Linked DNA regions of Homo sapiens: regions 1, 2 and 3 are each linked to region 4. A link is a contact called in ENCODE Hi-C or POLR2A ChIA-PET data. All regions are on one chromosome and are shown on one strand. The core of a region is the stretch at or near the end of the contact, and the rest is flanking DNA. Distances in the headings are between cores, read along the strand shown. Region 1 holds the start of PRKD3-DT (PRKD3 divergent transcript). Region 2 holds the start of CDC42EP3 (CDC42 effector protein 3). Region 3 overlaps CDC42EP3 (CDC42 effector protein 3). Region 4 holds the start of SOS1 (SOS Ras/Rac guanine nucleotide exchange factor 1).

Region 1 (7,405 bases), core at 4,225-6,724, 1.8 Mb before region 4:
ATATAATGGGTGACTAAAAGAGCTAATGCAAAGCTAATGCCCTAGGTCACTGAGAACACATCAGCATCCGTCTGTATACTCCTTGTTACTCAGCCTATATCACAATTATGTTTATATCTATGGTCAACATTTTTAGAGCCATACTGATTTAAAAAAAAAAAAATCATGCACGCAAAGGTAAAAATAATGTCATGTGATAAAAATGTGCTTAACAAAACCAAACAGAATAAGTGGTTTTCAAATACTTGAATAAGTGTTAATAGGAGAATTGATTTTATTCAGTATCACTGCAGAGGGTAGACGAAAAATGAAGATGAGAGCACTTCTTACTTAACCTCACAGGTTGCAAGGATTGAGCTACGGGGTACAAACTATCTGTAACAACACCTGGCTAACAGTAAGTGCTCAGTAAGTTTTAGCAATTTTCACAGCAATTAGTTGAAGGAATTAACAACTAAGCCTTTACTTTATGCTAAACACATAAAGTGAGATATGATACTTTATTAAATCCTTGCAACAACTCTAGGAGGTTTAACTCTATTTTCCAGAAAAGAAACAAGAATTTTAGAGAAGCTGTTGTTTGCCTGTGACTATAGCTAGTAAGTGATAGAAATGAGATTCAAACTAGTTTCCCTGACTCCAAAGCCCAAGTTCTTTCTACCACATTATTCCATATCCAACAACCTAACAATGGAACAGGTTGTCTCACGAGGTAATGAGCTCCACAACGTATCTGACTTAAGTAGTTTTTATAAGATGAACTACCAAAATAAAGTAGTAAAATATCTATGAATAAAACTGTATGCAAGTTAACGACTTTTTTTTTTTTTTTTTTTTTTTTTTGAGACAGAGACTTGCTCTGTTGCCTAGGCTGGAGTACAGTGGCGCGATCTTGACTGATTGCAGCCTCCGCCTCCCGGGTTCAAGCGATTCTTGTGCCTCAGCCGCCCCAGTAGCTGGGATTACAGGTGCACATCACCATACCTGGCTCATTTTTGGATTTTTAGTAGAGACGGGGTTTCATCATGTTGGCCAGGCTGGTCTGGAACTCCTGACCTCAAGTGATCCGCCCATCTCGGCCTCCCAAAGTGCTGGGATTACAGGCGTGAGCCACTGCACCTGGCCCAAATTAACTACTTCTACTTTGATGAATGTCTTCCCACTAAATATCATTTTATTATACCTAGTAATATTAGCCAAATAACAGTGTTTAATACAACTAATTTATCAGAACAAATTACAACTATTCATAATAAACACTACATATAAAAATGATTTTTAAAAGTCTCAGTATTAACACAAATAGAAGAAACCTAAGAGCTGTCAGATTTCTGCCCACTCTTTCCATTTTCCCTCTCCTGGTTTGGTTTATGGACCCCAGATTTACTCTGGAAGATGCAACAAGATGTTGGGTGAAAAATATTAAAACTAAATATTAAACCTAATAACTGTAACTTACATGAACCTTGATATGCTGCTTAATTTTGTCTTTACGCTTCAATTAGAAAACTGAAAGAAGAGTACATCTTATTAATTTACAAACTATATACCAATTATATATGCTTGTTTCTAACAGGGGTACGAGGCTCTAAATAATATCATCTAGTTGGCAAGCATTTCTAATATGTTTATTTAGAACTTGTCAAATATTCTTTTGGGGAGCTAGCTGTCACATATTCCATTCAAATGAGCTTACATAATCTGTCATCATTGTTACTGGAATCAAAATATAGGATATTAATGGCATCTTGAACCCAGTCTGTCCTATTTTACAGACAAGGTGAAACAAAGGCCCTGGAGGTGAGAGGACTTACTTGAGGATTATCTCACGGTAATATCACAAGTTTATCTACTTCCTCTCCCTCTCCTTCCCCTTCCCCCATGCACACATTATCTCATTTTTAACACTCTAATTAGGAGAAGCTCTAACAGCAGTATTTCCACTTAACAAATACTTAATTAGTACTTATTATTTCCCAGACTGTTATGAGAGACACTGGAGTTATAGAGCAGTGACCGAAACAGACATGGCCACTGCTCTCTCTGAAATTCAAAGTGTGATGTGAGACACAGACATAACATTCATACAAACAGCTGGGTAATTATAAACTGCAAGAGGTGATATGGCAGAGTATACTAAGGGGACTCAATTCCAGCTGGAATCTCAGGAAAGGTACCTTTAAGGAAATATTTAAGCTGAGATCTCTGGATAAGCAAGAGTCAACGATGCAAAGAGACAGACAAAAGGATTCCAGGAAGGCAAAATGCATCTAGTTATTAAATTCTTCAAAAAGAAGTTCATTATTTAGTGCAGCATCATTCTTTTTGTACAATACTCAGCAAAGGCTAAAGTGAAGAGATAAAATGCTTTTCCTATTGGAATAACAATATTTATTATAACATGAATTCCTCCCAGTAAAGAGTTTTCCAGGTTCAACTTAAGTTTTGTGTACTAGAAATGCTAATGACGTGGAGGGTTGTGTCCACGCCTCTTGACATGTATTAATATTAGTATTCTTTTACCACGTAAAAGTATGTGGCCTTTTTCAATGCAATTCTGACCAGCGTCCTAAAGTCCATGTCCATGTTTTGACATAGGTTTGACTTTGCTTAGTAATTGTTCTTGCTTTTATATTGTATGTTGTATTTAAAAACTCAAGTGTCTACGTCGTTGGTTTTTAAAAAAATCATATCTTGTAGCAATCCCGACAATGATTTATATATTTTCAAAAATACCTATTACTTTAGATTAACATACTTTTCCTAAGAGCTTAGCATTTGCTAAATTGTTTCCTCTAAAATTCTGCTCATCTGGACCAGTGACAGTTGAATCTCAGTCCTTCCACTGTCAGAGAGTACTGAGAGAGCACACCATATCTGCTCTGCTCAGGAACTGAAAAGTTTATCCAGTAATAAGATTATGGACTGCCAGTCTGGCAATGCAATATGAATCCATGTTGAGCTTGACAGATGTTAGTCTCTGCACCAGTAGTAGCTAAGAAATCTGATTGGTTAGCAGCCAATGAGCAATTTCTCACATACTGCCACAATAAACTAACCACAGAAATGGAAAAATTTTTTTTCCTACATTAAAATGAAAATATCTCATAAGCACATTATCTCAAGTTTTTCCTGAGAGGGCTACTCAAAGAGATACATATATATATATAGCAAGTTCGATCTGAATTACATAATCAGCGAGACTCAAAGTACAATCATCACAGAAGATTGTGAATTATAAGCAGCATTATATCAAATTAAAACTTGTACTAGCAAAGAATTTCCTTATATATCAAGCTCTGTACAAGCAGTTTCTTTTAAAAACGAACAATTAACTCCACTGTAGTATTTTCAACTTTAGAGTCTTTTAAAAAAATGAGAACAAAATGTCCCTTAAGAAAACTGCACTTAAATGACCACCTATTCATATTTTTCTGTATGTGGTGTTTTCAATTCGTAATTTAAAAAAATGTAATATCAGAAAGTTTTATTTATGAAGTTCTGTGTGTGTGGCAGTGTTTAAATCCACGAACAGAAAGAAATTTCTATTTTAAAGTGGCTATCTGATGAAACTGAAAGCTTAAAATTTTCTCTAAAAGACTTACCATTATCTAGGATGCTTAAAAAATTAGTTTTAAGATACACATCAGTCAACATTCTTAATGTGAAACGCTATATACTAAATTACAGAACCTGAGTCACCCTGAAATGTGAAATGCTATATACTAAATTATAGAACCGAGGATGGAACCTGGCTCGTCAAGGAGTACTCCAAGCTCATGCACTCAGGCCCACCACAACTGTATTACTACCTACTGAAGAAAAACCTTCCACGGTTTCTGTGTGACACGTTTCAAATCCTACTTTTAGAAAATCTTCTAACTTCTTGGCTGAATGTCCATGCTTGATCTTAACTCGGAATCTAACAGGGAAGGAAGCAAGGGTTCGTTGACAAGGAAAAACTGGCCTAGATCTCAGTCGGGGGAACTTTATGGACGCCTTCTGCAGCAAAGCTAAGGAAAATGAAAATCGCTAAAAATGTAAGAACGACGACATTAAGTAGAAGGGTAAAAAAAAAGTTTCAGAGGAATAAAATAACATTTTCTAGGATACAAATTAAGGCATTTAAAAGTTCTTGTTCCATTTGTGGCTATGTCTCATAAAAGCTGTGTCGCACCAAGCAGCAGTTCAGGGTGTAACTTATCCTTCCTAATCAAAGATGACACCGATAGTCTTATTTCCTGTGGGGATGGGTGTGATTGAAGACACAGTTACGTCCATGCCATCAATCTGTGTGTGGAAAAGTCGGCAGGTCGCGCGCACACACTTGTCGCTTGAATCGTATGTGTGCCTGCAGACGGCAAGGCCTATGCCTCTGACTGCGTTCACCTGAAATAAAATACCCAACCGGCAATACAGTAGTATATGGTTATTTTCACTGCTCAAAGAAACAGTGGCACTCCTCAGTGTTTCAGCTTAAGGAAAACCTCCCAGGAGGGAGCAACTCGGAACAATGCTGCAACTAGCAAATCCAAACGCAGTCGGGATACTGGGGCGAGGGGCTTACATTCTCCAAGCACCATTTACTCACCCCTTTGAGACGACTACAACGCAAAGTGAGGAAATGAAACGAAAAAGCTGGTCCAAAATTCGGCACTGCGAGCGCCGCGGGTCTGGCTTCGGGAACTAGTTTGGGAGACCCGGGAACGGATCGCCTCCGATGGGCCGGGCGCGGTGGTCTCCAGCGGAGCGCGAACCCAAGTTGCCCTCCGCGCGGACGCCGGAACTTGGCCCCTCTGGCGGCTGCGGCGGCGCCCCCGCTCCCCCTCAGCCGCCCACCTCCCGCCGCGCGCTCCCCCAACTTCCCGCCCAGCGCGGCTGACACCGCCCAGCCCGGCGCGGGGTCCGAGTCCTGTCGCCGCCGCCGCCGCGTGCAGTTGGGGGGTTGGGGGTTTGGGGGATGGGGGAGGGGCCGCCGCCGCCTCAGCCCGACGGGCCGGGAGAACAAAGCGGCGGCGGCGGCGGCGCGAACTTTTTCGGTGTCTGTTCAGCGCTCCCCGAGGCGACTACTTACAGTGGCAGGCTCGGCCCGTCGTGAGAAACTGCGCCCGCCAGCGTCTGAGTACCGGACGAGGCGCCAGCGAGGCTTCACGCGCCTCGCAGGATCCCGCCCGCCTCCGGCGCCCCTTCCTCCCTCCCTCCCCGTCCCGTCCTGGGGCCGGAGGGCGGGGGGCCGGGGCGCGCGGGGGGCGGGGGCGCGCGGCCAGCGCGGGGCCTGCCGGGAGCTGTAGTTCCTCGGCCCGCGCCCGCCGGGAGGTGGCCGCGGCGGGAGGTCGGGGTTGTCTCTGCCCCGCGAAGGGGCGCCGGGAGCGCCGGGTACAGTCGGGCTGGCTCCGCACCCTCGAGTTCCGGGCGTCTTCGTGAGCGCGGGGGCACGGGGCAGGGGCGCCGCGGGAGTCGCGAGCGTGTCTATCAGTTACACGCGGTACTTGATCGCGCTGTTGCCGACGGTACTGTCTTTTCCTCTACTGCCGTGCACTCTTGAGGGAGGCGGTGGCGACAATGGGCCAGAGGTGATAGTTGGAACGGGGGACTTGTAAGGCGTCCAGAGCAGAGAGCTGCTTCCACCCTGAGATGTCACAGCCCTCCCGCATGCTCCTCCCTGCTGCCTGCCCCCGGGGTGGCCGCCGGCACCGCAGCTCGGCGCCCAAACCGGCACGTCCCAAGCCCGACGTTCCGGTGACTGCAGGGGTTTTCCCGGTGCTCGGTGTTTCCTCCCCGTCGGCCTTTAAACGCGAATGTGACCCTACCACCAAAGTGGAGTGCAGTCCAGAATCACCAAACCTGGGCTTCCAGGTGTCTGGAAACACAATGTTAACATTTGTTTTGCTCCAAAACAAAGTATGACCGTGTCGGGTGAGTGGGGCGGGAGTGGGAGTCAGCAGCATAAGGATCTAGAGGGAAAATACACTGTGCATAAATTTTCGATGTCTTATGTGAGAGAAAGGCCTGAGAAGCTGACAGGCATTGTCACAGAAGCCACATGATTCTCCTTATGTCAACATTTTATCCCAAAAGTACTTAAATATATTGAAACAATCAGAGGGACTACAATCAAGAGGGCAGTTTTCTTTCTTCTCTCTTTTTCTTTCTTTTCCCCTTTCTCTCTTTCTTCTTTCTCTCTAGAAAAGGTTTTACTCTGTCATCCAGGCTGAAGTGCAGTGACACGATCATAGCTCACTGCAGCCTGGAGCTGCTGGGCTCAAGTGATTATCCTGCGTCAGCCTCCCAAGCAGCTGGGACTACAGGCGTGTGCCACCACGCCCCACTAACTTTTAAGTTAGTTTTTGTAGAGACGAGGTCTCTTGCTGTGTTACCCAGGCTGGTCTCCTGACCTCAAGAGATCCGCCCGCCTCGGCCCTCCAAATCGTTGGGATTACAGGCGTGAGACACCGCGCCCAGCCAAGAGGGCAGTTTTCAAGAATAGAAAGAAAAATAAACATAAATTAGCCCCTACTTTTGATACAAAATCATCACTCTTAATGGATGTCCTCGGATTTAAAGTTAAGAAATGAAAATATTAAGATAATTTATATTAAACATAAGGCAGGTAAGATTGTGTAAAACCTTGATTACTTTATTTAAAAATCTATTTAAAAAAAGATTTCTGAAACATTCTCAGGAATTGGAAGTTGCTAAATGTCTTACATCCAGCAGTATCTAATTCAATCTTACTATATTTTTGTTATTAGAGTCCTATTCAGCTATTCTTTTACTTTAAAATTGAAAGTAGATTTACTCAAGTTTGCCTTCTTTTTAAAGGACTCTCTTGCTTAACTTTGCCCTTTTCTTCCTTTCACTTCCCAACAGACGTTTTAGTCCAGCCCCAAATTTTGCCTCTGAGCAAGATTCCCAGGACCTCATTGGAGCAGTTTACAGCCAGTCTTATCTCACTATTAACTTCCATTTTCTGCTGTAGTACTTAAAGTGACAGAAGTTACTCTTCCTAGAAGTAACTTTTCCAGACGATTCAAACTGCTGTTATACAGAGATTTAAGTATTTGTGTGCATGTGTGAAAACAGAGATATGTAATGTATATATTTCATTTTATTTCCACTGTTCTGCTTCTCTTTTTAAAAATAAAGCGGTCTCCTCCACTTTGGGTAAATCTTTCAGCACATTTGATCAAAGAACTATCTTTGTATCTAATTTTTTGCTTAACATGAACTACAGTTTCCTCAAGGTGTTCCATTCCTGAGCATTACAGAGATAAAGATTGAATTTAATAAATAAGTGTATTGCCATGTGAAATGTTTTAATCCTTGAGAGAAAATATAATCTGAATGCTCAAAATGGAAAGGATTTTTCTTCTTGCTGGTGTTTTATGAAAACGAGCTTACAATA
Region 2 (7,783 bases), core at 1,389-3,888, 1.4 Mb before region 4:
ATTCAATCAATGAAAAGAAATACAGGTTCACAGGATTCTGGTTAGTAAGAAATGAGACTGGGCCTAGATAAAATCTGACTGAAAGCAAGAATCTGAATAACAATAATAATAATAATAATACGATCAGAGCAGTCTTCTTGGAGGTTTTTAGGTTACGAATTATATTCCACCCACTGGATAAATGTTACAGTTAATGGTCAAAGAATTTGTGAAAAATCTATGGCCTGGCTAAAAAAAAAAAAAAAAAAAAATCTTTGGGTGATACAGGTGAAAGCAATTTTATCCCCAACACTGTTGAATACCAGGAACTTTATACATGAAAAAAGCACAGCTTTTGTGAGCATGTTGGACATAAAACAAAACACCACATTAAAGGAAAGGCTGGAGCGCAGACAGGGCAAATGAACTCATGTGAGCCCTTCTGCAATCACTGTTACGGCTTTGTATTTATTCATCTTGCACCGCACTTAAATGTGCAATAAAAAGCAAAAAGTGTGCAACACTTATTACTCTAGCTGCTTTTACTTGTTCCATAGAGATACGTGAAACAATTTCACTGCTCAGATTGAGGGAAAGAGGAGCTCATCTCATTTCAAGCCTGTAGCTGCTGCCACAGCCTCAGCACCATGTTCTAATCATAGAATTCATCATGTAAATCTCTAGCAGATGATGCCATTGGAAAACAGAAACTGCCATGGATCCAGAAATGCTTCCAAATTTCTCCTCTAAAGTTCTTATCTGTGAGCCCAGAGGCTGGTGCTGTTTTATTCAAATGGGTGAGGCCCATTGGGAAACCCGCATTCTTTGGGAGACTTTATGAAGAATTTCAACCATTCCTTGACTATAGAAAGGGCCTTTATCATTTATTTCACATATGAAAATGCTAAATATTTCACAACTACTCCAACTTATTTCTGAGTGTCTAAATCTATTCTGAAAAGGGTATGCATCACACACATACCTGTGTAGCTTATTAACTACCAATAAGAGCTCACACAAATTGCAGGGGGTATGAAAGAGTAGACTTCTGGAACTGTCCAGAAAAGAAGAGAAGGTACATTTCCTGGTTTTAAGATGAAAGAGCTTGTGTAAATTAGAACATTACAGGAGCCTTTTAAATTGTCTTAGGGATACCTTTGGGGCATCATCGCTGGTTCCTGGTGAGTCTTTTTTCTCCCTGTGATGTTAACAGGAAGTCCCTAAAACTGGCTTTGCTATTAAAATACAGACATCTGCTGCTCTCCTAATTTTTGTTCCTTTTAAAAGGCAGTACTCCCAAGAAACTCTTGGATATTGTGAGAATTAAGAGCTGGGAGATGGGGATGGAATCTTTGTCTCCCTAACACATTCATCAGTTCCCTCCCTAGAGCCCCCCTACAACCTCAGCACACAGCAGCAGCCCACTCCTCCAAATACGCCAGGGCTGGAAAGATTCATGTTGCAATACCCTCCTGACATTCCTCATTTTAATTCGCTCACTTTTTTTTTTTTTTTTTTTAAACAAAATGTAATTACTTGACTGTCAGCCTAGGCTGCACTCTGGGGCTTTTACTCCTTTCAACACAGCTGCGCTCCCGGCTTTGATGCTGCTGTCCACGCAGCTTGTCCCAGCCACAGCCTGGCTCTCAGTAATGTAACATTCAAGTGCATATTTATTTTTAAACTGACCTCTCCTAGACTGCACAGTATAAAGGAGATCCTGCCCAAAAATATGCTACTTTCTATTTATAAGATGAAACACATGCCTCCCAAAGTCGAGAGAGGGATAGAGTATAATAATTCATAACGAAAAAATGGCCAGATCCATTCATCCTCACATGTCTGATACTTGTCTGTGTCAAGCCACTTAGTTTCAAGGAGAAAGGGAAGAAAACAAAAAACAAAAAACCTTGTAAACGTCTCAGCTGTTCACCGTCAAAAAACAAAAAAGTCAATATCCAGATCTGCAGGTTGGCGCCCCACTAACAATGTCCTCCATTAAGAAAGAGGAGGGCACCGGGCAGGCGATGCCACGGCAGAGCTGTGCGATGCACCCATGTGCGGCCCTGGTACCAATCCATGATGCGAGGGGCGCGGTAGCCAAGCGCGGCTTGTTCTCAGATGGAAAAATGCTATACGCGCCCAGAATGGCTCTGCCAATAGCTCGGAGGGTGCAATGTGGCCGCGCAGCCCCACCCTGAAAAGTAGTGGGCACAAATGGTGGAGCTCTGAGTCCTGGTCGTGCCGCCGGACCCCCTCCTGGCTTGCTTTATGTCCCCTTCGTTCCGTTGGACACTAGATGGGAAAGCGATGCCCTGGGTATCCCGACTCCCTGCTGGTTTCCCAGCCTAACACCAGCGCACGCCGGAAGCGGCCACGGCCGCGGGCGGGACAGACTCACAGACAGGTAGAGAGGAAGGAGCCCTGGGCTGCCCCGACTCACCGGCCGCCGCTGAGGATCCCAGCCGCTGCCCCGGGCCTCCCGCGGGCGCACGCAATCCCTGCCGCTGTGCGCAGATCCAGCCGAGTCTGCCGGCGTGGTGCCTGCTCACCGCATTATCCGCTCCGAGACGGCGTGAAGGCGCCCCAGGCCGGTGGCCGGGTCTCCGGGCTAGCCCCGCGCTGCGGTCCCCCGGCCGCGAGAGAAGGTGCGCGCGACTGAGCGCGGGGCGGCCGGACGCGAGGACTGAACCTGCGGAGGGCGGGGCGGCGCGGGGCGGGGCCGGCGGCGCGGGGACTCACTGGGGCGGGGCGGAGGGCGCGGGCAGCGGGGCCGACCCTCCCAGCCGCGGTACCTGTGCCCTGGCCCGGGGCCAACCGGTGGCCGGGCGCGCGCGCGGGGGGGGGTCACCGTTGGACCCTCGGAGGACAATGGGCGCCCATTGTTACCTCCCCAGCGCCACCCCCCAGTAGGCGACTTCTCTCGGAGAAGATGCCGCTTTCGACTCCCTAAGCACAAAGAAAGGTCGCCGGACGCTCGGTTTAAAGAGGGACCCGGAGGTGCTGCCGCCCGGGTGCACGGGGACAATAGGACTCCGCCCGCACCCCGGACTCCCGCACTAAAACTCGTGCGCCCACCTCTCCCGATCCCAACAGGCCGACCTAGCTGTGCGAGTGGCGGGCGGTGACCCGCAGGGAAGCGAGGCCACCTGAGTGCGCCGCCCCGGCCAGGCCGCAGCTCCCCAGGTCCCTCTCAGCCCGGGCTCCGGTGGGCGCGGAGGGGGAGGGTCGCGTTCTGTCAGTTTCTAGCTCGCTCCCCTCAGAGCTGCAGCCAAAACCCGGAGAGTGGAATAAGCGCCCTGAAGATGCCGGAGCTCCCGGCTGAGCAACTGGACACGCGACGAACAGCAGACGCTACAGGTTCTCCTACCCAGAGGGAGGCGTTTCTTCTCCCTCAGGGTCTTTCAAAAGGATTTGCCTAAAGCTGGGGCAAGCCGGTGGCGGCTGCCCCAGACGCGCGACGAGGCGCAAGTGGCGCAGCTGCCGGCCCGAGAGAGTAAAATTCAGGCCGCGGTGGCACCTGCGCCCGCCGGTCACCCGGCCACCGCCAGCGCCGCCGCCCGGCGCGCCCCTCCCCTCCGCCGGGGCCGGAGCGTGAACCGGGTTAATGAATGCTAATTTTCTTAATCGGCCTCCGTCTCTTCCTCCTCCGCGAGTCGTCGGCCTGGGGAAGGAGTAGGCGACAGGAAAGGGCGGTGTTTTCCGGCTGGGAGGTCCCAGCCCGCATGGTCAGCCAGGGGAGGGGGCTGGGACCCCTGGGAGTCGGACGCTGGGGGCCTGGCCTCTGCCCTGAGACTCTCGGGTTGGATGGAAATCCTGGCACAACGCGGAGAACCTCCCGGATACCTTGGCTTTGCCGAGAGATATCAGCTTCAGGTCATCACCGCGGTGCCCTGGGTCTGTCTGAAACCTTAGAGGGTGCGCCTTAAGCCGATGTTGTAAACCCAGGCTGACTTTAAGGTGAAGTGAAAAGGAAACGCACACAATCTGGAAAGCAAAATACTTGGGTGGGGTGTTAAAAGCCTCAAAGAAAAATAGTAGTTGGCAGGTCAAATGGCCATGAGGTTGGAAGTCAAATACGAAACTCGGCTGAAGTGATGTTAGAAGTTTGACAAGCAAAAACAGTCCGTGAAGATAAGAGACCCAGCATTGTTTCCCTTCTTCAAAAGACAACTCGTCCAAAGTTTCCTTTGGCAGATACCTGGATTCTACTCCAGATTCCTGAGCATTTTACTTGGGTTTCATATTTCAAAATATATGTTCCATTTGGCACTAATGTATATATTTTATATATTAATTTATTGAAAAATATTAAATGTTCCTGGCCTACTTAGAAAAAGGTATTTTTATAAATATTTATGCATAGTTTTCATTACATAGGGTATTTTATAAGTCCAAATAATATGTGTATATATATAAAATACCACATGCAAAATTCCTTTTGAACACATAAAGACATTCCCGACACACATGTCTTGTATGTAATTTTTTTCACGTGATCTATTGTTAGCTGCTGTTAAAAGCACTTTATTTCTACATGGCCAAATAAATAACTTCTTTTACAGTTTTTGCAAATATAGAGTGGCAGTTTGTCTGAAACGGCATTTTTATTCTAAAACCTATTTTTACTTTTCTACATTATCCCTTGCCTTTTAGAGGCTTTCTCTCCCTCTGCCGTTTTTAAATGAGACTTCACTGCTGGACTCTAAACAGTTATCCAGGACCTGCTCATTCAAGGGCCTGGTGGTTTGATTTATCTTGGCTCCTTTGGCCTCGCCTCCCCACCCCTCCCCTGCCCTCCCCTCCCCACCCCTCCGCTTCCCTCCCCTCCCCTTCCCTTCCTTTCCTTTTTTTTTTTTTTCCCCCAGGGTCTCAAACTCCTGGCCTCAAGTGATCCTTCTGCCTCAGCCTCCGAAAGTGCTGGGATTACAGGCATGAGCCACCATGCCCTGTGCCTCACGTTATTTCTTTGTACTGAACATCTTCAGTGAGTAACTGATCCCTCATATAGTGAATTATTCTTCCAAATGAGTGCATTTCCTGTGCTAACTATGATAGCTTGTAGAGTTGATGGATTTAGGTTTCAACATGTTATGGGAGTCTACTACCGGAAGAGAGGAAAAAGCTTTGCTTCAGGAAGATTTTAGGAGTTTTGAGATTCTGCTGTGAATTTTGGAAAGGTTTAGCCTTAAAAACATTTGGTGGTAACCTTAGAAGCCTGGTATCTGTAGACCACCTGTCAGGCCCAACAGTGGGCTGTTTTTCTATTAGTCCCTACTTGGGAGAAAAGCCAAGTAGTATTGTCAGTGCCCTTGCTGTCCAGAAACCTGTGATCTACCTAAGTGCAGAGAGCACCTTGCCAGTGTACACAAGCAAATGCTGACCACATTCTAGTCTCTTGCTACCAAGTATGGTCCCAGGACCAGCAGCACCAAGCCTCACTCCAGGGCTACCAAGTTGGAATCTTCAGTCTAATGAAATGTGGATAGTTTGCGTGCAGATTTAATGTTTGAGAAGCACCGTCCATGAGTGCTTGGTGGTTCTCCACCTTTCAAAGCTACAAACTCATTTGAAAATCTCATGGGATTTATGAGCACCCTTGGAAAAGCATATTGATTGATACACAAAATTTTTCATATGCAGTTTCAGAGTTCCTGTAAATAATCTATTGATGCCAGGGAAGTCCTAGGTTAAGACCCCCTAGTCACAAAGAAGATTGACTCAGTGTCAGCTGGAGGAGTTAAGAGAAGATTCTCACAGGGGGCAGAGCTTAAATTAAACCTGGGGAATTTGATAGGAAGAGGAGTAAAGAAGAGCATTTCAAGCTGTTGAAATGCAAAGGTCCTGAGAGGGAAAAAGAGAATGTCCTTTTTTGTATGTGTTCATGTGAAACTTAATGAGGAGATTGTTGTTTGACAGCAGGCTTTCCTTGCAATTCCTTATCATCACTTGAACGTCCAGAAAATGAAGCCAGACTGTGGACTCAGTAGTCATTCCACTTTGGGTGTGCAAGAACCCTATGACATGGGGGTTTCACATAAGATCTCATTTCCTACTACTTTGCTCACCTCTCACTCTGCCCCAGCCACATTGGCCTTCAGGCTGTTCCAGGCACTCCCGACAACAGAGCCTGGCCCACTCTTGTCTGTGTGGGGATTCTTCCCCAAATCAGCAAAAGGCTCATTAAGATCTTTATTCAAATGAGACTTCAAGGGAGAGGCTTTCTTTCTAAAATAGCAGCCCCTCCCACACTCCCTTTCCCTAAATAAAACAGGAAGAACAATTGCTTCACTACTTGCGTTATATTTATTTACAAATTCATTTATGGCCTGTTTCCTTAAATGTATGAACTTTATTTGCTGCTGTATCTCCTGTGCCTAGAATAGGGCCTGGCATATAGTAGGTACTCAATAAATGTTTATTGAATAAATGATCTTTTAACTACAACCAGTAATGAGTGTAAAAGCCATGTTTACAACTCTATAGCTACGAAATCATAATATATGAAACATTCTTGGAATATACCACATGTTTGCTGAGACTGAATTTTCAACCACTTCTCTTTAGTCTAATGAAACAAGAAACACTAAACACATGGAACATTTTAAGTTTGAAAATTCAAACATTTTAAAGTAAGACTTACAAAAAATGTCTGTATAGTCCATGTATAATGCACAACTATTTTTCTTCTGGCAAAGCTGAGACACATTCATGTGTACTCAGCTGGGGTTTTCTTCCAAAATGCCACATCCAGGCTGAATTCATGTGTGTATGGTCTGGATTATCCCCCTAAGTTAGATTTAAGGAAAATGTAGGAGAAGCTGGAAGGTTAGAACATTTTGAATGAGAATTTCCTTAAAGCTTGAGTATTCTCCTCCTTACTACCCAATTAAAATTTCACCAGTCCTGGAAATATGTCAACCTCTGCTAATGAACTTGATTGACTAATTGCCAAGGCTAAGGAATTTTCTAACCAGTGATTTCCTTGTAAATAAAGAAATTTAGGTCACATCTTGGTTGGGAGATTTCAGCTTTGCCTAATCAAATGCAGCAGGAAATGGTATACTATGAGATATACTATGAGAGGCTATGTTTGCATGAGGACTACAGGCCTAGGGTACAGTTCTAAGCAGGTTACACGGTCACTCACCATAACCACCAAATACGTTTTTGGCATTTGTATTAGCTCTTGAACTTGGGCCAGCACCAATTTAATTTGTGCATAAGACCTTCAAATATAGATGCATACTTGATCCTGTTAGTGTAAACCAGTGACTAATAAAGAGCATTACTGTATATTTATATAGCCTTCTATACTTCTAAAAACACTTTTTCATTTCATCTTCATTTTAGGTCGTTCTGTTCTTGCTGGGTAGGTAAGGCATTTATGGTTGATTTACACATTTCTTCTTTCCAGAAGGGATTTGAGGCAAAGTAGAAGGCTTTTGTATAGAATGAGTCATTCCTTTTTTTTCCAGCTTTACTGAGGTATAATTGATTGAGTCATGCCTATTGTACTCTTTGTTATGTGTTCTTTCCCCACATACCTGTATGTCTCCCTCCTTAGCTTTCTTCCCATGTCTGCTTAAATCTGAACTCCCAGAGGCCTGCCTTCCAAGACATCCTAGATAAAGTATCACCCATGGCCTTCCTTATCCCAGTACCCCCTTTATTCTTCTACATAGCACTTAACACCTGACATGTTGATTGTATATTTATTTGTTTATTGCCTCCCTGCTCCCCATACCACTAGAATATAAACTCCATGAGGGGCAGAAATATTGCCTATTTTATTCATGGCTGT
Region 3 (7,473 bases), core at 1,380-3,879, 1.5 Mb before region 4:
GGCCTTCACCAAAGAGGCAGCATGGATCTGTACTTTGTAAAAGGGAAGAGATCTCAGAAGAGAAACATTTGTAGTCGGAAAGGAAAGTGAGAAAATTCAACAGGTGGGAGAGGATGCAGGAGGAGCTGCTGGCCAGGGCATGAGCGAGGAGGGAAGTGCAGGCAGGTGGAATCGCCTGGGCCCGTGAGGACAGCAACTTGTGCAAGGGTGACTAGTGACACACACAGATAACCTTTGATGATGGAATGGGCCTATATGCCATGACTTGAAATCCCATCCCTCCTCATCATTTTAAGAAGACACCTGGGGCCGGGCATGGTGGCTCAAGCCTGTAATCCCAGCACTTTGGGAGGCCGAGGCGGGCAGATCACAAGATCAGGAGATAAAGACCATCCTGGCTAACACGGTGAAACCCCGTCTCTACTAAAAATACAAAAAATTAGCCGGGCCTGGTGGCAGGCGCCTGTAGTCCCAGCTACTTGGGAGGCTGAGGCAGGAGAATGGCATGAACCCGGGAGGCGGAGCTTGCAGTGAGCCAAGATCGTGCCACTGCACTCCAGCCTGGGTGACAGAGCAAGACTCCCTCTCAAAAAAAAAAAAAAAAAAAAAAAAAAAGAAAATAGAAGACACCTGGGTTCCAGGAGACTGCTGGTGAATGACCAACACATCAGAACAGTCAGCATGAGTCAGGGGAACCCCAGGGCTTTGCGTTCTGCCCAGAAGGAAGAAGGATCTGCTTGGAGGAAGGGATGCTGGGAAAAGAGAAAAGGAGGAGCTAAACAGGAAAGGCTTACAGGCCGGAAGCGAATTACCAGACTACAACTAGGGAGCGGGCCCTCCTGGGTGTTCCACAACCCAGATGAGAGAATTTTAGCTTTCTGTCTCAGTCAAAACTCTCAACACCAGCATTAACCTGTGGGCACTGAGCCATCTGAGGGTGCTGAGCACATTCACTCGTGTCTGTCCTTTCCTCATCTTGAACCCCTTTCCTGCAACCAAGGGTCAAGTCATGTGGTCACCCAGGCTGGAGTGCAGTGGCATGATCACAGCTCACTGCAGCATCGAAACCCTGGGCTCAAGCCATCCTCCTGCCCCAGCATCCTGAGTAGCTGAGACTACAGGTGCACAACACCATTCCCAGCTAATTAAAAACAATTTTTTTTTTTTTTAGAACAAGGGGTCTTGCCATGTTGCCCAGGCTGGTCTTGAACTCCTGGCCTCAAGTGATCCTCCTGCCTCAGCTTCCCGAGCAGCTAGGCTTACAGATGAGCCTCACCATGCCTGGCTCTCTAGTTTTCTTGCATTTCTCTACTCCCACTATCTTACCTAAATCTTAAAAGACAGACAAAGGTTCTTATAGTTAGCCCTTTCTCAAAAACCTTGACCCTGAAATTTGAACTTCCCACAATTATTCCTGGTTTCTTTCTAGTTCCACAAACTTTCTCCTAGTTCTTGGATCATGGTTTGTTCCTCTTTCCCTTCATAGATAACACTGGAGATAACATTCATCTCAGAAGTTAGATTCCTTTAAAAACAAATGCTCTAGTTCCTGGGGCACTAGAGAGAAAAGATTTGCCAACAAAAGGGTCCAGCTTGCCAGTCAGTCATGTGGCAGGTCAGAGAGAACACATGTGGCAGGCAGACAGGTGGGCACAGTGCTGCTGAGAACGGACATGCTCCCTTACAGGTTGTGTGAGAAATCCAAGAGTTTCAATACACAAAAGGACCGGAGAGGAAGCTACGGCCCTGGTTTTTATAAGGAAGGAAGAGAGCCGGGTTGCACTAGGCTAGACAATTCTAGTTTCTTGTGACTGACTGAAGCGTAAATGACAGTGATAATGATAGAAATAATCACAGCAGTAATAAATAATTTGGTTAAGAAAAAAACTGAAGCGGTGCTTTGCTTCATTTCTTACCATCTTTTTGGCAAACAGAATGATGCTGAAAATATCAAAACAGGGCAGCAGCCAGGAGGAAGGGAAAATCAAGCGGTTTTAAAAAATGACAGACAGAAAAATCAGCTCCTAAGTTACTTAGAGTTGATGCACTGGCAACTTACAGGACTCTGAAAAGAACCAAGGAGTTGGGATATTTTTAAAATTCCATTTATTTTAAAGGAATGTTTGGTTTGCCTACTAATTGTTTTTAGATTAATTCTTAGTGGAGAGAAAAAGTAAAAAAAAAAAAAAATTGCATCCTGCAAAACAGGTTGCAGTGTTAATTTAAAACACACATGTATAAAAATGGGCAGGTGGGTTGAGGGGTGCTACTGCCCCCAGGGACCTGCGGCTCTGTTCTTTTCTCCTCCTTGCAGGAAGTGAGCCTGCATCCGACTTCCCCTTTCTGGCTCGGTTGTCACATCCTTCAGGGACATTCCAGCTTCTGATCACTTTTCGCTTTGCCTCAGCACAGTCGCACTATGCGGCCAGTCACGGCACCACTGCACTACTGCACCATCTGAGCCCCATGCCAGAGTATCCAGCGACTCCTCCTGCATGTTGGAACCAACAGTCCTAGGGGAGGATGATGACTCGGCCAAGTACCCTCCGCCGCCTCCCTACCCCCAACCATCTGTGGGCTATGTCTCTCTGCTGCCAACCAGAAGATAATAATTCCACTGTGCCAAGCGCCCAGAACATGATCCTAGGCTCCACATTTAGAAGGGATAAAGGCTACCTGGAACATGTCCCCGCATGTTCAGAGGGAGGCAAATGGGAGGAAGTGAAGGAGCTCGATTAGGACATGTGAGAAGAGGCTGAAGGAATAGAGCAGCTTAAAGAGAACTCATAGAAAGAGAAAACTAATCTTAAGGGATCTGAAGGATTCATTTAATTGTAATGAAAAGGAATTAACTTGTTCTGGGAGGCCCTAGAGCTACCAAGCAGAAACTACAAGGAAAGATTTTGGCTCCTCCAAGTAACAGCTCAGGTTTCTCAAAAGATGGAATGGGCTGGGGTGGGGAGGGGACAGCAAGTATGGCCATGGGATGAAGCTCTCACAGAGGGGAGGGCGGTTACCCTGCGCCTCCCTGACAGTGCGTGAAGGGAGGTGTTCACGTTCCCATTTATTCTGAGTTTCCTGTATGGGAACACGATCACTGCCAATTTCCTTGTAGTCCCATGTCACTTTTCCATAGAAAAACGCACACGGACTTTCCCTTGAAGAAGCTTTCTCTTTGAACACGGCAGTCTTCTTACTAATATAGAAATGACCAGCCAATCTTTGGGATCAGAAACACTAAAATATTACTACAATGTGGACGCTCATGTCAATCCTTTTACAAACCTCTGTAGGAGTGCTTCTCTGAATAATTTTAAAATTGAAGGGGAAAAAAACCCCATAGTGTTAGATTTTCATTTAAGTTCAATGCTGAATTTCTAAGGCGGAAATCAGTGTAACCAGAAGCACCCAGTAACCCGAAGGGGATGCTTTTCATATTTTCAGTCTGTTTAACTCCACCCATTTGAGAAGATAAGAAGATGCCTTTTCTATTTTTAGATTCTTACCCTCTCCCCATATCATCTAAACTGAGGACATAGCTCTAAGCTTCAAGACTATGAAACTCTATTAGCTGGCTCCCCAGCTGCTGAGCTCTGTTATGCAAATGAACTTAGCCAGAACGAGCAGGCGGTATTTTAAAGACCCATTCAAAGTCTGATACATCTCACCTTCCATTATTTTAAAGGACTTTCATTTGTGATTCAGCTACAGCTTGAATTTATTGTTCTTTTACAACCCTGATTATATACAGACCCACAAATACCATATGTGAGACTCAGTGCTAATTTGTGTACACGTCTCATTTTTATGGGATCTAATTTGAAAGATCTCTTAGAAGCAAAATTGGAAGACAGAAGGTCCACCTCACATAGCACCAAGTCTGCACTTTTGAACAGAGGCCATTAGGACCTTTTTTCCTATAAAAATGAGTTACTGGGGAAGACTCAATGTGGACATAGAACTCTGGCAGTTACAACAAGGCAGGAGGAGGGCAAGTCCTCTCATGCCTGGTTCATTTATCAGGACGTGTTGTACATGGCACCAGGGCTGGTCAGAAGCACCCAGGCAGGCACTCTAGTTTCATGGATGTGAATCTCTGATAAGGCCATTGCTGTGAACTGCTCACGTGTTTCCATAACTAATGGATCTGACTTGGTCTGTGATGCTGCAAGGACAATATCAATACAGGAAGAGAACTTGACTCTGAAGTTTTCAGCAGTATTCAGCCAGGATATTCATTCTAATCTCTGCTCAAAAGCAAGGAACTTGCTCTCAGTTGCTCACAAAATATTAATATTTAAGTCAGCAATTATTCTATGCAGTACTCCAGTTCTGGTAATGGTAATTTCAAATGATCCCAAATAATAAGCTGACACTGTCCAGAAATTCAGATTATGGTCATTTAACCCATACTACCTTGGAGGGCAAAGTTCCTAGCCATTTGCCTTTAGGCCACATTCTCAAGTTCTCTGATGGGGTAAAGGGACAAATACAGGACTTCCATGCTATTCTGCCACCCTGCTAGGGCTGTCTACAATAATCCACGTTCCTTGGATGGGCTGAAACATGGCTTTTCTGTATGATACCAGCACTGGCTATATGTGGAATCTGGTAGTCGTCATTCTACTCTCAATCTACTTCCACTACCAACATCCTTGCGTTATTTGTATATGTGTTACTACAAATATATTTGTTGAATGATTTCCCTCTAACTAGGCTGAAAGCTCTTCTGTGGGCATGAGCTTATTCATCTTTTGCCTCCCACAACACATGGCCCACAGTGAACTTCAAATTCACAAGTGTTAAATCCATAACCCCTGCTAGACTTTCCATCATGAGAGCCAGGTTGACTTGCTCCCGGGGGCCAAACCCTAGAGCAAGTCTACAGAGGCTCTCTGGAAAGTGACAAATCTGAAATGCTTTGTTCTCTAAATAATTTACACCTGTGAAGAGTACTAGCTAGCATGAGTGCTTTCTGTGGGCCAGGCAGGCATGTAATGCTCAGAGCATACCTCTTAGGAAGCAGTCTTAGATGAAGCCTGTGTCTCCAGTCAATCACCCAAAATGTGGAGGAGCTAGGATTCCAGCCATAGCTGCATTCTGTAGCCACTGCCGATTTGATAACTCAAGGACTGCCAACCTGAAGACTATGTATCTTGAAGTCTGACAGCACCAAGAGGAAATGACACACCAAGAGCGCAACACGGATGAGAGGTGGAGATGCTAACCTGACCTTGTCAGAAGCCAAAAATGAGAAGAAGGGTCCTAGACACTGGTCCCTCCATCTCTAACTCACTAGGACTTTTCAGTATTTTTGCTATTGTCAACAAGAATCTCAAAAGGAATTTGACTTGTGGTAAACGTCAAAAGATTTGAATTGTAAAGTAACAAAGCCCCCCCCCCACCCCCCGCCCCCCGCCATCCTCGAGGAGAAAAACAAACATCCTGTTCTTAGAAAATCGTGTTAAGTGCTGTTCATTCTTTTCCCAGAGGAAGCCCATTGCATGCGACAGTGAACAATCACAGGCTTTCACTGGGGACAATAGCTCCCTAGCTTCCTAACTGACACTTCATTTCCCTCCTAACCTGAAACTAAGAACCTTGTGTTCCCTACATGGAAAGCTCTCCCACCTTCTTACCATCAGCCTCTATTCACAACATCCTCTGAGACCTGCTCCAGATGCACTTCCTTCCTGGAGGAAGTCTACTCGAATGCACCTCACGTAATCCAACCTTGCTACTGCTTTGCTTAGGGGTTTTCTTAGGGGTTGTGGAGGGCTTGTATTATGTGATTTGTTGTTTTCCTGTTTTGTGGTTTTAATGCCTGATATTTCCAGGTGGCTGGTGAGCTCAAAAAGAATAAAGTAAGCAAAAGGGCTATACATGAGTGTTCCTGTTGGGAAAACTCTCCTCCTTTTTATGCTGAATCACTTACAGAGCCTCCTCTTGAGCTGGGGACACAGAAGGCCCTCAAATCTTACTGAATAAGCTCTTCTAGTTTTCTTTCTGACCATCCCTTAAGTCAAGGGTCTACAAGCTACAGGCCGGCCAAATCCGGCCCCCTGCCTGTTTTTATAGATAAAGTTTTATTAGAACACACCTATGCCTATTCATTTATGTACTGTCTACAGCTCAGTGGGGTTCTCAACTGAGGGTGATATTTGTTCCCTATGCGATATTTGGCAATGTCTGGGAATATTGTGGGTTTTCGTGACTGGGGGTGGTGTGCTCCTGGCATCTAGTGGGTAGAAGCCAGGAATGCTGCTAAACATCCTACAGTGTACAGGACAACTCCCCAAAGCAAAGAATTATCTGGCCTCAAATCTCAGTAGTGCTGAAGTTGAGAAATCCCAGTAAAGGTGCTTTTGCTCTATCAGGTCAGAGTTGAGTAGCCTGTGACAGAGACTGTATGTTGCTCTCAAAGCCCAAAGTATTAACTGAGCCCTTACAGAAGAAGTCTGAACCCCTGTCTTAAATGTTGGCATTTTCATAGGGTTGGATGGCTGCTGCCCATCCCCCACTCCTCAACAATTCCCCCGGCAATCACATACCACCTCTAGGGATAACTTCCAAGTCAGTACCTTCAACCCACATGCATCTACTTAAGTCCAGACCAGTGCTACTCAAAGTGGGTTCATACAGTCCATGATGAGATAAGAACAGAAGTTGGAAGCAAGATCTTTTTGACATTGCCTTAACATCAAGCATGTGACCAACAGATTTTTTTCTTACTGAATAGGCTATTGACAAGTTTGGGAGCTGTATGCTGTTGAGCTTGCATGGCGGTTGTGTGTGGCCCAAGCTCCATATTCCTTGTGCACAGTAGTATTGTACAATGGATTGGAAATGGAAACAAACAAAAAGACAGTGGCCCTTCCCAGAGAGTTTGAAAAGCATTGATTGGCCTTTCCCTTCCCTTATATTCCAGACTTCTCTACTTTGCTTCCCTTGTCCCATATAATACTCATAAACCTTGCCCCAAATGGGATTTGCCATCTTTCTTCCCCCTGCCTGCCTTAGGCATCTGCCTTCCAAACTATGCTTTCCTGGTAAATGGCAGAAGTCACTCAATTCCAAAACCCAGCTATCATCCCAGCACTTCTCCCCGCCTCCATCTCTACATCAAGTCCTATAGTCCTATCAGTCTGTCTGGACTGTCTCTCCTCATTCATCCCTGCTCCATCAGCCTTACTCCTGGCCCCCATGATCTTTCTCCTGCACAAGGACATTTGCCTTTCACCTACCTCCCTGCCTCCCCGGTCCTTCCACCTTATCTTCCAATCTACACCAGAGTGAGGTACCTAGAATCCTCATGTAACCTTATCACTCTCTGCTTTAAAACCTTTCAAGGGTTTTAAGGCTACAGCTTGGAGATAAGATAAAATAGCTTGTGAAGCCCACTTCAGCAATCTGGGGGGCCTGCCACACTTGCAACTGAATCTCCTGCCAGTTCCCCATGGCATCCTAAGCTCC
Region 4 (7,424 bases), core at 3,431-5,930:
AACTTCTTTCAAATAAAATCCACATCCATATTTCCATCCTTGTTCAAATGCACCCTTAGTTCAAATGTGTATTATCTCTTGACTGGACTATTAAACTAGGCTTCTAACTTTTCTCCTCACTTTACGTCTCATTCTTCTCCAAACCATTTTCCATTCTATGGCCAAAGTGAATTTTCTAAAATTAAAATGTGCTGTTACTCCCCTACTTAAAACTTATTGGCTGGGCACAGTGGCTCACCCTGTAATCCTAGCACTTTGGGAAGCTGAGGCAGGCAGATGGCTTGAGCCCAGGAGTTCAAGACCAGCCTGGTGAAACCCCATCTCTACAAAAAATACAAAAATTATCTGGATGTGGCAGTGTGCCTACAGTCTCAGGAGGCTGAGGTGGGAGGATAGCTTAAGCCCAGGAGGTGGAGGCTGCAGTGAGCCAAGATCGCACCACTGCACTCCAGCCTGTTAAGACTCTGTCTCAAAACAAACAAACAAAACAAAAACAAACAAAAGAAACTTTATCAATGGCTTCTAATTACCCAAGAAAAAATTTAAATTCCTTAGCTTAACATATATAAAAACTGTTCATAAACCAGTTGTCTCTCCAGACATGCCCTGCCACTTCCCATCATGTTCTAATTTAGTCTTTTCTGATTATGTCATTTACTTTTTTTTTTTTTTTTTGAGACAGAGTTTTGCTCTTGTTGCCCAGGTTGGAGTGCAGTGGTGCAATCTCGCCCCACTGCAACCTCCGTCTTCCGGTTTCAAGCTATTCTCCTGCCTCAGCCTCCCGAGTAGCTGGGATTACAGGTGCCCACCACCACGCCAGGCTAATTTTTGTATTTTTTAGTAGAGATGGGGTTTCACCACGTTGGCCAGGCTGGTCTTGAATTCCTGACCTCGTGATCCGCCCACCTTGCTCTCCCAAAGTGCTGGATTACAGGCGTGAGCCACTGCGCCCGGCCCTGTCATTTACCTTTTTAGCCTGAGTGTCAAGGGCAATACCTGGTCTATAGTAGGCATGATATATTTGTGCAATAGATAAGATAGGACTTAGACTCATAGATGCGGTGAAACAGATACAGTGGGACATTCCAGCCATATTCAGGAAAAGTAGCAGTCCGGACTGGCTAAAGCAAAAAGGAGATAAAAGGTTATGGTAGACAATCCAGTCAGAAAAGCAGGATGAAGCCAAATATCAATTGCTGTTAATTCTATGCTAAAAAGTGCACTTTAGCATAGGTTGAACTCAAAAGACATCAACAATTCTGAGTGTGACATGTTCAGAAGTGTCCTATAACTGGTGAGATTTGAAAAACAGAAGGTGAGGTGGGGGCCAGTGAACCCCATTAAGAAGTTATCACAGTAGTCTGACAAAGGAGACTCAATTAGAGAAGTCGGAGGAGGAATAGACTAGAAGAACATGTCAAAGGGAAATGAACATACAGGCTCTACCTGAGTGTGCACAGTAATACAAAGAAGCCAGAGATGACCCCAACATTTTAAACCAGTCAAATGTAACAATAAAGCCATTAATCGAGAAGAAAAACTGAAATGACAGGTGGAGGAGAGAAGTGATAGTTTTAGTTTGTATATCCCCTCACCTATTTATTCAAATTGAGTGCCTACCAGATGTCAAGCACTATAAGTATGGGGAATAAAATGTGGGTAAGATATCATCCCTGTTCTCAAGGAGCATCCAATCTAGTTATAGGCAAGTAAATAGGAACTTAAAATTCACAGAGCTAGGACAGGGTGCAAAAAGAAAACAAAGGAGTAATATCCAACTCAGCCCTGATGATTTGACAGTTCAGGTTGAGTGAGTCTAGAAGGATGAGTAGTGTTGGACCAGGCAAAGAAGGATGAAGGGACTAGCATATCCAAAGAGCCTCAGGTAAGAGTAAGAGAACACAAGTCGGATGTATCTACGAATAATTCAATAACAAATCAAAGGAAGAAATCAAGATATGGAGATATCCACATGAAATGTCCAGCAGGCAAGTAAAAACGTAGGTTTTGAGCTACCAACAGCATATCCAGATATGAAACATACTGTATTTTCAATCTTGTTTAGAATCATTGTTAGTGGCTATTTAAATAAGAATTGGAAGAACCTTACATATCAGCTAGATTATGTACACTTCCACCTCCTCCTATCACTTCTACTGCAAAAGTATCTCTAACTTAAAGTCAAAAGCTGTTTTATGTAAATATGCAAAAAGGACAAGTGGGGGCTGTGGTAAGGTGGAGATACATGACCTGTCTAAAGAAGGGAGCCATTTACTCAACTCCAGCAGTTTAGTGCCTCGCTTGAATACAGGCCCTAAATGACAAGACCTTCCTATTCTTCAAGAAAAGCCGAAAATTCAGGTTTTATGTAATATCTCCCATTTTCAAATATTAGCAACTAATTACATTTAAAAATAAAACAACACTATGCCAGCCAAACAAAATGCTTTTGTGGACAGATTTCAGCAAGGGCCACCAGTGTGGCAGAATTAAACAACGTCTGTCAACTCCTACAATATTCTTTCCACTGCTTCAAAGGATCCTCAGCTGATACCTTGGTGATTCCCCTGGGAAAGGAGCTGCTTTTGCCTCTAAGCAAAATGGCCCCTATTTGGCAATGCTTTATGAGTTCCTTTACACGTTTTTAAACAATTTCCGTGTCTCCCCTTACTCTATCCGGACACCAGCTTCTAGCATCACAGAGACCTCCTACACCCCTTCCATTACAAGCTAAGAAGTCAAACTTGCAAGTAAAGCAAAAGTAAGGAGTGAGAGCCTGAAGGGATTTCTAAGGAGTAAAGTATGTAAGATATATGGCATCTTTTCTTCTGTTTTTTAAAAAAAATTACATAGATGTTTGTGACTAGTCAGACACTTGAAGGGGAAAATGTCCGTAATTTAAGCCAGAAATATATGAGCAAATTCTCCTGAAAAACCAAATAGTTTCCACTGTAAGACAGCAAGAGGGACCGGAGGAGAACAGGGCAAAAGGGAAAGTAAAAGTTACTGGCCTTTGAGAAATATCAGACACCTTTTAATGTTTAGCATAAAAGGTAAAACATAATCTCCATTCTTAGTAGAAGCAGTTAGCATGAAACATTCTTTGAGCAGCAAGAAACTGGGATTTAGAAACACTATTAGAAGAGTAAAGCAATCTTTACAGAAAAGGTAAATGAAGAAAAGAAAACAAAAATAGTCTGGTTGTCACACTGCTGCTTTAGAAGCTTTAAAAACGTAAGAACACTTCCTAATTATACTAAAACATTTAAAAGCACAGATCGGGGGTATGTAACTTCAGGTAACAATGTAGCAAACTTAAACATACAAAGGCTAAAAATTCTTAACAAGCCAAATGACAGCACCAAGAATCTCGAACGCTGCAAAAACAAAACAAAACCCCCCTGAAATTGGTAGCATGTGCACCAGCCCCTGTTAATCGGAGGAGCGGGGGAAACCAGGAGAATGAGGAGTGAATACTGACGGCGAGCAGAGCAGGCCACGTTCCTACTGGCAGGCGAGCTCGCAATTCCTTTGAGCAAGCCTTACGGCCAGGGCATTCTCAAGCCACTAAAACCAGCGTACTGGACACCTAAAACGGTAGGCTGACAGCAGCTCCGGGCTAAGACCAAGAAGACGGAAAAGTGGCCTGCTTTGACCTCCGCTGAAAACTGAGGCTCCTCCAACTGTTGTTGTCCTGGAATCAAAGGGCAAAGCATTCACCTCTCAGGGGTTGGATTATCCGGATAAACTCCCCCCGGCTCCCTGCGGCATTCCCACACACCCGGTGGATGTCAACACCGAGAGCCAGCCGTATGAGGGGGGCCTCTCCGTGTGCGCCGTCCTTTTGGAGACGCGGCGAGACCGGGAAGAAAGACGGCCCTGCGCGCGCCCCGCCTCCCCAGCCCTTCCCCAGCGCCCGCGCTGGGGGGCTGCGGCCGGGAAGCGGGGTCCCGCGTGCTCCTCACCTTTTTCAGCGCAGGCACCAGTAGTCCCCGCCACTTGGGCGCGTTCTCTTCGCTGAAAAACTCGTAGGGCAGCTGCTGCGCCTGCATGGTGCCCCCGGGGCGCCTCTGGGCGGGGAGAGGGGCGGCGGCGGCCGGGCCAGGGAGCCGCGAGAGGGCGAGCTCGCAGCGCGGAACAGGGCCGCGGCCCCACCGGACGGCCCGGCCCCCTCCGGGCGCCGCGCAGCCGGGCTAGCCCTGGCGAGGGGGCTGGGGGGCGAGGCCCGCGCCTGGCCACCCACCCGACACAGGTACCAGCCGTGGAGAACGGACGCGGCCCGGAGGCGGCGGCATCCCGCACCACCGCCCCGGGGCCAGGCCCCCCGCCCCTCCCCGGCCCGCCGGCGCCGCCCCGGGCTGCCCTCTGCCGCGGCCGCCGCCCGCCCGCCGGGGCTGCACTCCCGGGCCCGGTCTGGCCCCGCGGCGGAGCTGGCGGCTGGGGGAGGACGTGTGGAGGGACGCTCCGGCCGCGGCGCCCGCTCCGCGTAGTTGGGACTCCGAAACGCAAGAGCCCCGGGCGGGGCGGAGCTGGGGCGGAGGTCTCGCGGGGAAGGGGAAGGACCGGAGGTCGTTGTTGGGGAATCTGGCTGCCCTGAGGTGCCGCCGCGGCCGCCGCCGCCACCGCCGCCGCCGGTGTAGCGCTGGAGCTTCCTACTAGCGAACTGAACCTGCTCGCTACTGAGCATGCGCTGCCGTGCTGGGCTGGTTCGCTCCGGGTTTTCCGGCTCCCGGTGAAGGAGGAGGAAAGCTCGAGAGAGAAAGAGAGAGAGAGACAGGGAGGGCGCCCGGCCGGGCTGTGGCTGCGCTCCTGGGGGCTGCAGGGGAGGGGCGAAGGGGCCCGAGAAGTCGCACCCTGGCAAAGTGGGGCCTGCAAGGGTGGGTGATGACTAGGGTAAAGAGGCTCCCCATTGTGTGGCCTGGCCGTGAGGGCTCCCACCCTTCTCGGAGTCCCTGGGCCCTTCGTTTCGGAAAGGGGTGTGTGTACTTTGTTCCTGAACACGAAGATAAGGACTGCCCAGAGCACGCAATGTATAGTAAACAGACTGGACAAAAGACAGGTGCTCTGTCACGAAACCTACTGCTCAGTATCTGCTGAGTAGTAGAAGTGATTGCGGTGTTTCTAAGTGGTCTTTCCACAAAATAATAAAATGTGTACGTGTAGTATTGATTTTGTGTGAATGTTTTAGATTCCCTCTGTTCATCTTTTAAACCCACTCCAGAAATGAACTCCAGTAAGCACTTTCCTCCAGTGGATATCGAGACCTCTTTTACAGCTCCTAGAGCACTGCACTTATGCCCCTCTCAGGGCGTTCAGTCTATTGTGTTTTGTTATCTTTTGCGGTTCTTTCGACTAGATAATAAACTGGAAGGCAGATCTTTTTCACCAGGGCCTCTACACAGTGTAGAACAGGCACTCAGTCAATGTTAGTGGAATGCTAAAGGAGCAGTATTTATAAACTGTCCCTCCAGGCCACTGTTTGTTTATAATAGGGGCACTTTGTGGCAGACACCTTATGATTTATCATTAATTATCATTTTTTTGAGTATCATCTCATTTAATCCCCATAGCAACCCTATTATTTTCATTTCACCGATAAGAAGGCAGTTTAGAGGAACTAGCCTGGGTTAAAGCTGACATTGTGTCCTGCTATTCCTGAGAACAGTAACCAGGATCACATAAACGAGAAAGGTTCAGTGGTTCTTAATCTTTACAGGACCTCTTTGAAAATCTGGAAAAACAACTCTTAGGTTATTTCCTTTAAAAATACACAGGCCGGCCAGGCGAGGTGGCTCATGCCTGTAATCCCAGCACTTTAGGAGGCCGAGGCGGATGGATCACCTGAGGTCAGGAGTTCCAGACTAGCCTGGCCAACACTGTGAAAACCTGTCTCCATAAGAAATACAAAAATTAGCCGAGCATGGTGGTGGGCGCCTGTAATCCCAGCTACTTGGGAGGCTGAGGCAGGAGAATCGCTTGAACCCAGGAGGCAGAGGTTGCAGTGAGCCGGGATCATGCCACTGCACTCCAGCCTGGGCAACAAAACCAAAACTCCGTTTCAATTCAAAAAAAAATATACACACACACACACACACACACACACATACACACAGACCGGCCGGGCGCAGTGGCTCACGCCTGTAATCCCAGCACTTTGGGAGGCCGAGGTGGGCGGACCATTTGAGTTCAGGAGTTTGAGACCAGGCTGGCGAGACCCATCTTTATTGTTTTATTGAAAAAATAAAAATATACATACTTGGTTTACATTTGAAAAACTCCCCACTTTCAAAGTGTGTGGAATGAAAGCTGGAATTATAGGCGCCTGCCACCACACCCAGGTAATTTTTGTATTTTTATTAGAGATGGGGTTTCACTGTATTGGCCAGGCTGGTCTCGAACTCCTGACCTCGTCATCCACCCGCCTCGGCCTCCCAAAATGCTGTGATTACAAGCCTGAGCCACCGCGCCCGGTCAGCCCTCTTCAAATATTTAAAGGGTTGTGATATGGGGGAAGAGATTGGTTTGTATGGTTCCAAATGAACCAACATCAAGCCTGTACCCCAAACTATTGCTTGGCTTCCCATTGCTCTTAGAATACATTTCAAACTTCTTACCGTACCCCACAAAGGCGTGCATCTGGCTCCTGCTCACATTCTCAATGTTTTCTCACCATTCACAACCTCGCCTCACCACACTCCAGTCACAGTAGCCTTCTGTCTATTCCTAGAAAACAACAACCTGCCTAAAGAACATTGTTCTTCTCTCAGCCTAGAACCCCTAACTGTTCCCTTGGCTGGTTATAAACATCACCACCTCCAAGAGGCCTTCTCCGATCACTCCAAGTAATTCTCACCTGTGTATTTCTACCTTATGTTCTTTTTATTTCCTGCTAGCACTAAATCAAATCAGTCCTCTATTTTTGGTTGTTGGTTTCCCTCCTGCCCCCAAATAAAATGTAAACTCCTAGAGAGAGAGAAACAATCTTTTTTTTTTTTTTTTCTTTTTCTGAGACAGAGTCTCATTTTGTTGCCCAGGCTAGAATGCAGGCGGAATCTTGGCTCACTACAACCTCCACTTCCCAGGTTCAAGTGATTTTCCTGCCTCAGCTTCCCGAGTAGCTGGGACTACAGGCGCACGCCACCAAGCCCGGCCAATTTTTGTATTTTTAGTAGAGGTGGGGTTTCGCTAGGTTGGCCAGGCTGGTCTCGAACTCCTGACCTCAAGCAATCCACCCACCTCCGCCTCCCAAAGTGCTGGGACTACAGGCGTGAGCCACCGCGCCCGGCCGAGATCAACAATCTTGTGCGTTTCGTTCTTCATTGGTTTTAATCGTATCCCCGGGGCCTACAATGCCTGCACACAGTAGGTAGCAATAAATATTGTCGAAGGAATAAAATGTGCATGCAGGAAAGTTCCAGGACTAC

Evidence for each region. A loop is a pair of places that touch in the nucleus more often than their neighbours do. ChIA-PET counts read pairs that join two places held with the same protein, here RNA polymerase II (POLR2A). Pooled maps may share reads with other maps.
Region 1: a loop to region 4 is called in a map of naive thymus-derived CD4-positive, alpha-beta T cell, with 5 times the contacts of the local background. The contact joins the promoter of PRKD3-DT here to the promoter of SOS1 in region 4. A Hi-C loop is called at or near these places in 1 of 168 maps with a recorded cell type or tissue (naive thymus-derived CD4-positive, alpha-beta T cell), 1 of 37 single-sample maps with no recorded cell type and 7 of 50 pooled maps. POLR2A ChIA-PET finds 5 or more read pairs at or near these places in 1 of 52 experiments (OCI-LY7).
Region 2: a map of OCI-LY7 shows a loop between it and region 4 (5-fold over the local background). The contact joins the promoter of CDC42EP3 here to the promoter of SOS1 in region 4. A Hi-C loop is called at or near these places in 2 of 168 maps with a recorded cell type or tissue (OCI-LY7 and naive thymus-derived CD4-positive, alpha-beta T cell) and 8 of 50 pooled maps.
Region 3: a map with no recorded cell type shows a loop between it and region 4 (5-fold over the local background). The contact joins the enhancer-like site here to the promoter of SOS1 in region 4. A Hi-C loop is called at or near these places in 1 of 168 maps with a recorded cell type or tissue (OCI-LY7), 4 of 37 single-sample maps with no recorded cell type and 3 of 50 pooled maps.

What each region holds. Positions count from the first base shown.
Region 1 is chr2:37,319,607-37,327,011 of GRCh38, forward strand. It overlaps PRKD3-DT (PRKD3 divergent transcript), which reads left to right and starts at 5,475. Exons shown (of 2, transcript NR_183394.1): 1 at 5,475-5,916; 2 at 6,871-7,158. It overlaps PRKD3 (protein kinase D3), which reads right to left and starts at 5,227. Exons shown (of 19, transcript NM_005813.6): 1 at 5,075-5,227. RefSeq lists an enhancer at 4,238-4,317 and a silencer at 4,958-5,587.
Region 2 is chr2:37,669,004-37,676,786 of GRCh38, forward strand. CDC42EP3 (CDC42 effector protein 3) reads right to left here and starts at 2,639. Exons shown (of 2, transcript NM_006449.5): 1 at 2,423-2,639. It overlaps LOC107985870 (a long non-coding RNA gene), which reads right to left. Exons shown (of 3, transcript XR_001739410.2): 3 at 7,771-7,783. RefSeq lists silencers at 2,428-2,917, 3,088-3,147, 3,158-3,227, 3,448-3,617.
Region 3 is chr2:37,651,587-37,659,059 of GRCh38, forward strand. All of the region lies in intron 1 of CDC42EP3 (CDC42 effector protein 3), which reads right to left. Among named protein-coding and RNA genes, the nearest start is that of CDC42EP3, 16 kb to the right of the region's middle. RefSeq lists enhancers at 674-863, 2,486-2,695, 3,363-3,422, 4,820-4,939, 5,386-5,891. Within about 2 kb of position 2,630, at least 25 of the 41 ENCODE cell types and tissues checked have a DNase peak (open chromatin) inside an H3K27ac peak, as active enhancers do; they include OCI-LY7, where a contact is called at or near this core.
Region 4 is chr2:39,116,371-39,123,794 of GRCh38, forward strand. It overlaps SOS1 (SOS Ras/Rac guanine nucleotide exchange factor 1), which reads right to left and starts at 4,681. Exons shown (of 23, transcript NM_005633.4): 1 at 3,966-4,681. The coding sequence starts at 4,052. RefSeq lists an enhancer at 3,551-3,630 and a silencer at 3,831-4,550.